Linked DNA regions of Homo sapiens: region 2 is linked to region 1. The links are chromatin contacts, found by Hi-C or POLR2A ChIA-PET in ENCODE. All regions are on one chromosome and are shown on one strand. Each heading gives the region's core, a stretch centred on a gene start or an enhancer-like site at or near the end of the contact. The rest is flanking DNA. Distances are from core to core; before and after follow the strand shown. Region 1 overlaps SNX29 (sorting nexin 29). Region 2 overlaps SNX29 (sorting nexin 29).

What was found. A loop is a pair of places that touch in the nucleus more often than their neighbours do. ChIA-PET counts read pairs that join two places held with the same protein, here RNA polymerase II (POLR2A). Pooled maps may share reads with other maps.
Region 2: a map of naive thymus-derived CD4-positive, alpha-beta T cell shows a loop between it and region 1 (4-fold over the local background). The contact joins two enhancer-like sites. A Hi-C loop is called at or near these places in 2 of 168 maps with a recorded cell type or tissue (chondrocyte and naive thymus-derived CD4-positive, alpha-beta T cell), 10 of 37 single-sample maps with no recorded cell type and 16 of 50 pooled maps. POLR2A ChIA-PET finds 5 or more read pairs at or near these places in 1 of 52 experiments (activated CD4-positive, alpha-beta memory T cell).

What each region holds. Positions count from the first base shown.
Region 1 is chr16:12,078,587-12,082,583 of GRCh38, forward strand. SNX29 (sorting nexin 29) reads left to right here. Exons shown (of 21, transcript NM_032167.5): 11 at 247-329. It also overlaps the pseudogene RPS23P6. Among named protein-coding and RNA genes, the nearest start is that of SNX29, 100 kb to the left of the region's middle. Within about 2 kb of position 1,710, at least 8 of the 41 ENCODE cell types and tissues checked have a DNase peak (open chromatin) inside an H3K27ac peak, as active enhancers do.
Region 2 is chr16:12,537,295-12,541,334 of GRCh38, forward strand. All of the region lies in intron 20 of SNX29 (sorting nexin 29), which reads left to right. It also overlaps a transcript of SNX29-AS3 not described here. Among named protein-coding and RNA genes, the nearest start is that of SNX29-AS3, 72 kb to the right of the region's middle. Within about 2 kb of position 2,089, at least 2 of the 41 ENCODE cell types and tissues checked have a DNase peak (open chromatin) inside an H3K27ac peak, as active enhancers do.

The DNA.
Region 1 (3,997 bases), core at 460-2,959:
CGTGTTCATGAATGATTGTGAAAGCACCTCAAGTATTGACTTTGGGGTTACAAATAAATTTTAGTGCGTAGATGAATTTCCAAATACGGAATCTGCAGATAACGAGGCCTGACTAATTTCCAATGACTGCCTCTATCCCTTCTAGTAGAGGTACCGGAGTAAACCGACCTCTGCTAGTTTTTGGAATGGTGAGGGTGTGTACTTTCAGTGGCCGAGTGTAACTTCCTCCTGCCTGCTTTTTCCTAGTGTGGAAGCCAGCTCTCCAGGCCACGGAAGTCCTCTGAGCAGCCTGTTACCTTCTGCCTCAGTGCCAGAGTCCATGACAATTAGTAAGTACTTTCGCAGCCCCCTCCACCAGCTCTGGGATGACTTCTGGCCCACGTCTCATGGCGGTGCCTTTGTGCTTCTAACCCTGTGACTGTGGGTTCACGTCAGGTGTGTACGTCCCTGGTTGTAGACTGGAGGTGTGGTACGTGCTTGTGGATATCCAGAACCGTGGTTAATGCGTGGCGCTTGGGCGTGTGCGCGCTAAAGGGCGTGCCTCAGGATGGAGCAGCCTTGCCGTAGACTTCTGTGGTTCCAGGTTTTGGGGTTTGCCTCCCATAATGCAGTTAGCTACAGAGGACCTATTCTAGTTGGATTTCCTTTGTAACTCTGAAGGACTCATTTTTGTAAGTGAAGAAGAATATGTCTCTCCAAGATGATTAAACTTTGCTAATGATCAGGCTTCAACTGTTTCCAACTTTACTACCTAGAAAAAGTATTAGAGATATAGCAAGGAAGACTAGGTTTGAATGGCTTTGTATAACAAAGAATAAACCAACTGTTATGTAAACTGACGGGTGCTCCTGGTATCTCACTGGTGGCTTGAGCCAGCATTTGTCCCATGGCCTCCCCTGGAGGCAGAGGGGGCACTTGTTCCCAATTAAAAAAAAAAATTAGCTTTTGTTGCTAAGGAAGGAAGAAGGCGTTTGGGAGGCACCTAGCATTTTCTGATTCAAGGGTGAAGCAGGAAGTGAGCAGACACTATGTAAACCAACAGTTGGTTTATTTTTTGTACACAAAGCCATTCAGACCTACTCTTCTTGAAGTTCCGGTGGTTAAGGAGATGTGATGGAAATTTCTCTCTATCCAGAGGTAGATGGGCTGGGGCTGGTATGTGGCTCCACGGCCATCAGAGACCGGGACTCCTCCTGTCTTGCCTTGTAGACCAAAATAGCCATTTTAGCTCCAGCCATTTCATTCTCATTCCAGGCGGCAGGAAGGAGGAGAGAGCAGAGAGACTTCGTCTATTTCTACATATAGGATTCAGGGGCCTGAGCTTGGATAGGGAAAAAAATTACAATGTTTTTCATTTAGCTCTGGGTGAAATATAGTATTTTCTTCAATCATGATCATTCTATTTTGATGTAATTGGTTTCCTTTGTGATATGGTATGTTTTATATATTTTAATACATTTTCCTGAATAGGAGCCCATGGTTATTCCTAGATTACAAAATGGGCTCTTGGTACAAAAACGTTGAAGCTCCCCCGACCTTCACTAGAAGGTGCTTACAGTATACCACTCGTGTCTTGGGCCAGCATTCATGTCATGGTCCCCCTTGGCTGCAGAGGGGGCAATTGTTCTTGATAAAAAGGAAATTAGTTTTTGTTGCTAAGGAAGGAAGAAAGAGTTTGGGAGGCACCCAGCATTCTTTGATTCAAGGGTGAAGCAGGAAGTGAGCAGACACCGTAAGGCTGCTGCGTGGGAACGGCTGGCCGCACTTTTTGTATGTGAGCATGTGTGGTTTACTGTGGCGCTGCTCAGCCCTGAACTCCGCTGAGCAGGTGTTAATAGATCACTCAGTCCATGGGACACAGGGTGGGTGAGTATGTAGCTGGCTGCTTTTCACCTGTCAATCTTTTGTTTACCACAGTACTGTTACTTACCCTATAGTTTACTTTATTATTCATTTTTATTTATTTATTTTTTTGTAGAGTTGAGGTCTCACCATGCTGTCCAGGCTGGTCTTGAACTCCTAGGATCAAGCGATCCACCCGCCTCAGCCTTCCAAAGCGCTGGGATGACAGGCATGAGCCACCGTGCCCGGCCTACTACAGTTTACTTTTTTTTTTTTTTTTGAGACAGAGTCTTGCTCTTGTCTCCCAGGCTGGAGTGCAATGGCACGATCTCAGCTTACTGCAACCTCCACCTCCTGGGTTCAAGCGATTCTCCTGCGTCAGCCTCCCAAGTAGCTGGGATTACAGGCCCACGCCCGGCTAATTTTTGTATTTTTAGTAGAGATGGGGTTTCGCCATGTTGGCCGGGCTGGTCTTGAACTCCTGACCTCATGATCTGCCGGTCTCAGCCTCCCAAAGTGCTGGGATTACAGGTGTGAGCCACCGTGCCCAGACTGTAGTTTACTTTTAATGATGCACTTAAACAAATTGAATTCCTTTATTTTTTGAAAAAGGAAGCTTTATCTCACTACTGTAAATGGAGAGTCACTATGAGTTAACGAAACCAGCAGGTCGCTGTAAAATGAAGACAGTGGAAGGAAACTATTACTAAGTGTGCCTGGCGTGGTTGCCTGCCCTGGGTTCCGATTGATACCCACTCTTGTTGTTCAAAAGAGAGATGAGTGCTGCTTCTTTTTGGCCCCGGCCTGTGGCAAGTATCTCAGTCTTCATACTGCTGGGAAGCTCTGTAACCACCAGCAAGACCAGAAGTGGGGTGATCAGCAGTGCAGGAAAGCCCATTTGGGTGCAGTCCCCGCACCTAGCCCTTTTGGAAGTGCTTCTCCAAAAGGGAATTGTGCCGGAAAAGTAGGGATTGAAACCAAACAGCCACATCCTGCCATCAGGATGCTCTTTATGGCCCCACTGACCAAGAAATCACAGCTTCTGTACTCAGTGATGACTGCTTGACTTCAGTTGAGGACAACAATGAAGTTCTGTAGCCAGGCGTGGTGGCAGATGTCTGTAATCCCAGCTACTCGGGAGGCTGAGGCAAGAGAATTGCTTAAACCCCGGGAGGTGGAGGTTGCAGTGAGCCGAGATGGCGACACTGCACTCCAGCCTGGGTGCCAGAGCGAGACTCTTTGTCTCAAAAAAAAAAAAAAAAAAAAAGAAAAGAAAAGAAAAGAAAAAAAAAGCTAAAATAAAAATTTCGGGGAAAAAAATTTAGGGATAAAACCTTGGTGAAGTTCTGATTGCTGGATTTGGTCACAAAGATCATGCTGTTGGTGACATCCCTGGGGTCCGAGTTAAGGTTCTCAGAGTAGTCAGTGTAGCTCTCCCTTGGTCCTATGCAAAGGCAAGAAGGAAAGACCAAGATAATACATTTTGATGGTGAAAACACAGTAGAAATATATTTTTATAAGCCAAAGGCAAAGAGATGTGTCAGCGAGTCACATTAGGTGTTGAGGCTATCCTGTTACTGAACTGATGGTAATGGAGAGGACTGAGGATGAGAAAAGAAGCCACTCCTGTGACTTGCTGGGATCTAACGCCACATCGCTTCCCAGCACCTATGATTCTGTCTCTGTGTGGGTGGCACCGTGGTGTAGATGGACAAGACTTGACTCTGGCTGTGAGGCACAGCTACTGTAAAGAACACTGCGTTTTGATTTATGGGCATTTTTTTTTTTTAAAGGACAGCAGCCCCGAGATCATGCCTGCGAGCCTTTGTAGGCACCGTAAGTAGGGCTGCAGGCATCCCTGTGTGCCCTGGCAGGTGTCTGACATTCTGTTTCCCAAGAGTTCCTGCGGCCGGGGCTGAGGTCCCAGCATCTCAGATAAACACGGTTTGCTTTGTCAGCTGCGTCTCAGGTCCACATAGAGCATGGTGTCTGGGCCTTCCTCAGCCGCTTTCTGTCTTTGAGGAAGTCACTGGCCTTGCCTGTGCATTTTCAGTGATGACATACATGCCCTTAAACATGCTCGAGTTAGGCCAGTGACAGAGGCGTAGATTGTTTTTCTTGTTTTGACTCAGACAATTTTTTAGAAACTATATCA
Region 2 (4,040 bases), core at 839-3,338, 460 kb after region 1:
TTGGATTTTAGTATAGTGGCTAAGCCAAAGCTCTGTTAGTAAATTCCTACAGGAGCTCATTGGCAACTTGGTGCATGACAGAAAGAGCAAGACTTTGAGCCAAACAGACCTGGGCTCAAATTCCAGCTCAACTACATAGCAGCCTTGTGAACTTCACCTCTGCCTCAGCATCCTCATCTATAAAATTGGTGATAGTGGCAGAGATTTCACAGGCTTGTTGGGAGGATTAAAGGAAATATTACCTACTATGGAGCTTCTCGAAGGGAAGCAATTTTGACTTTGTTTTTACTTCTTTGTTCAAACTCTCACTTCAGTCCCAAAATGATTGAGTTGGCAGCTTAGATATTATTACAGTTGTTTGCCCTACTTCATGTCTTTTTTAAACATTGGAGCATCTGAAACTTCACTTTGGAAAAAGGGAAGCAGAGTAGGTATTTTTGGCACAATGACCTCTATCCTATGTGGGGTTTGTTTAAACAAAAAAAAGTAATAAAATATCTCCTATATCAGAGAGGTGTGTCCACAGCATATAAGAAGTTGTCTGGCTGGGCATGGTGGCTCACGCTTATAGTCCCAGCTTTTTGGGACGCTAAGGCAGGAGAGTCACTGGAACCCAGGAGGCAGAGGTTGCAGTGAGCTGAGATCGTGCCACTGCACTCCAGCCTGGGCAATAGAGCAAAACTCCGTTTCAAAAAAAAAAAAAAAAAAATTGTCTGCCATTTATAGACCAAAATCGTCCTGTCCTGCTAAAGTATAATCGATCTTGGTGACAGCTTTCTTCTCAGTGGGCTAAGCAAATTCACAGCTTTCTGCATTTCCCCTTGCATTTTTTTATTTTTGAGACGGAGTCTCACTCTGTCACCCAGAATAGAGTGCAGTGGTGTGATCTAGGCTCACCGCAAGCTCTGTGTTCTGGGTTCATGCCATTCTTGTGCCTCAGTCTCCCTAGTAGCTGGGATTACAGGGATCTGCCACCACACCTGGCTAATTTTGTATTTTTGTTTTTTAGTAGAGAGGGGGTTTCACCATGTTAGCCAGGATGGTCTCGGTCTTCCAAAGTGCTGACATTACAGGCGTGAGCCACCGCGCCCGGCCTCCCCTTGCACTTTTAAAATGATGTCTGGGAGTAATAACTGAGAATGGTTACTTGGTTTGGTTATCACGTATCTCCTATGTTGATGCTGTGTAACATACATCTATGATACTTTGTTGGTATGTGATAACATATTGCTTATGCGTGAGGTGATGGGCTAGGAGGCTTAACTGGTCTTAGCTGAGCTGGCTTCTGTGTCTGGGAATCAGTAGGTGGATGCAGGAGGGCCTTGACTAGGAAGAATGGAAAAACTGGGCTGTGAAACAGAAAGATCCACAGATCTTTCATCCTCCTCCCAGGACCAGTGGGCGAGCCTGGGCATGTACATCAGGGAGCACAGACAGGAGAAGCACACCCATATGGGTATCATCCAAGCTGTGAGCATGTCACATCGCCAAGGGGGATTACAAGGCAGAAACCAGAGTCAGTGGGAGGGCACTGCAAAGTCACGTGGCAAAGAGGGGCACAGAGAACGGTAGATGGGGCCATTTGTACACTTGCACAGATTAATGACCTGTTCTAAGTGGGAGAAAGGGTGGCTGTGGGCATGTAGCAGTGCTGTGAAATGCTAAGGCAAGTGATATAAATAGGGAGAAGATAGAACAGACCAGTAATTCGAGCCAAAACCATCCATGAATCCAGAATGGGGCCCAGAAAGACATCACTGTGTATTCTGGGATAGGGCCAAGTTTAATAGATTGCCCAGAGTCCTACTTGCCTTTACTTTCACAAAAAATTTTTAATTTACACAGTGCAATTGACTTTTGCTCTTGTTCATGTCTGTGAATTTAAACACATGCATAGATTTGAGTAACCACCATCACCGTCAAGATATAGACCAGTTCCTTCACCCTAAAAAGCTGTTTTCCCCTCATTTCCTTTCTAGCTGCACCCTCCCCCACCTCTAAGCCCTTGTCCCTCCCCCTCTAGTTTTGTCTTTTCAAGAATGTCACATAAATGGAATCATACTGTAAGCAACCTCTTGAGGCTGGCGTCTTTCAGCATGTGTGAGAACCGTCAAGTCGTTGGGTGAGTCAGCAGTGTTTTTATTACTGAGCAGAGTTTGGTTAAATGGATATACCACGGTTTATCTAGTCATAAAGGAATAAAGTTGCGTTGGTTCCAGTTGTTGGCAATTTTGAATAGAGCTAGTGGAAACATTCAAGTGCAGCTTTTTGTGTGAACAAAAGTTTTCATTTCTGTGCGGCAAATACCTAAGAGTTGAGGACTGGATCCTATGCTAAATGTAAGAAACTGCATTCCCACAGCGTATGAGGGGCCCAGTTGCTCTGCACCCTGGGCAGCATGTCATACTGTCATGATTCTTTACTGTGGCTGTTCACAAGGATGCAGAATATTTCATCATGGTCTTAATTTGCATTTTCCTAATGAGTAATGATGTTGAGCATATTTTCATGTGGATGTTTTCCTTTAACACATCCTCTTTGGGGAAGTAAGTAAGTGTCCAAGTATTTTGCCTGTTCTTAGAAACTAGGCTGTTTGTGGTTTTACAAAGATTTGAGTTTTGGGAGTTCTTTGTATATGTTAGATGCAAGACCTTTGTCGAACATGTGAGTTGCACATATTTTCTTCTAGTCTTCAGCTTCTTTTCAGTGTCTTTTGCATGACACCTTTTTAATTTTGATGAAATTTACTTTTTGTGTCCCAGATCATGCTTTTGGTGTCATGTCTACCAATTGTTAGCCTAAACCCAGGTCATAAAGATTTTCTCCTAGGTTTTCCTCAAAGTTTTATAGCTTTACATTTTAGATCTGCGATTCATTTTGAGTGGACTTTTGTGTCAGGTCCAAGGATTGGGTCAAGGTTAACCTACTTCCTGTGGCTGACCCGCTCCCCCCACCCCCAGCGTAAGGTCAAGTGGAGGGAGGACAGGACTAGAGGCATTACGGGGTGGCCCCACCCTCTTGGGACCACAGCTCTTATGATTAAAGAGGAACGTTATCCCCTGTATTAATTTCTTATTGTTGCCCTACCAAATTGGCACAAAGTTAGTGGCTAAAAACTACAGATTTATTCTCCAGCTGCTGTGGAGGCCAGAAGTCCGAGATCCGTCTTACTAGGCTACAGTCAAGGTGTCGGCAGGGCTGGCGCCTTCTCGAGGTTGTGGGGCAGAATTTGTTTCGCGGCTTCCTGGCAGCCACCCTATGCCATGGCCCCTTCTTTGCTTCCCAGCAATTACTCTGGGACCCTGAGATTCCATGGGGTGGACCTAAAGAGTCCAGGATCATCTCCCCATCTCAAAAGCCTGAATGTAACCACAGCTGCTGGTCCCTCTTGTTGTAGAAGCTCACATATGAAGACGCTCCAGGGATGAAGAGCTGGGCATCCTTGGGGCACCATTGATCTTACCGCCACCTCCCCTAGAGTGTCAGGTGCTTGAGGACTGCTCAAGGCTGAGGCATGAGAGAAGGGGCAAAAAGAAACAAGATCGCCTCCACCCTTTCTGAGCAGGAGTGCCCTTTTCCACTTCTGGACCCAGAGCTGGAGGGCTTCTCTGACAGCCCTGTCTGTTCACCCCCTGCCCACTTTTGGGGTCAGGCTGCCTGTAGTTCAGGCTGGAGGATGCTACAGGGGAAAAATGGTGAGCTCACTGCGGGTTTCCTGGGACAGCAACAACTGGTCATCTCTGTAGTCTGGCTGCTATTTAGTTTCCTGAGTTATTGACTAGCTGCCTCATGCATCCACTCCAGGTTTGAAAGCTGACTTGGAGGGGAGACACAGGGGGAGGTGACCTTACTACATCATACCCAGACCTGGAACCTCTTCCTCAGTATTGTCTATCCTGAAGTATTATGGAATATTGGTGCATGGAGAGAAGGACTATGGAACCATGTATCATATCTTATCAGGGAGAGAATGACAGGAGCAGGGGAATACCACTAACAGTGGGGATGGTCAGCCCTGATGGAGGACTTCTGAGTGCCAG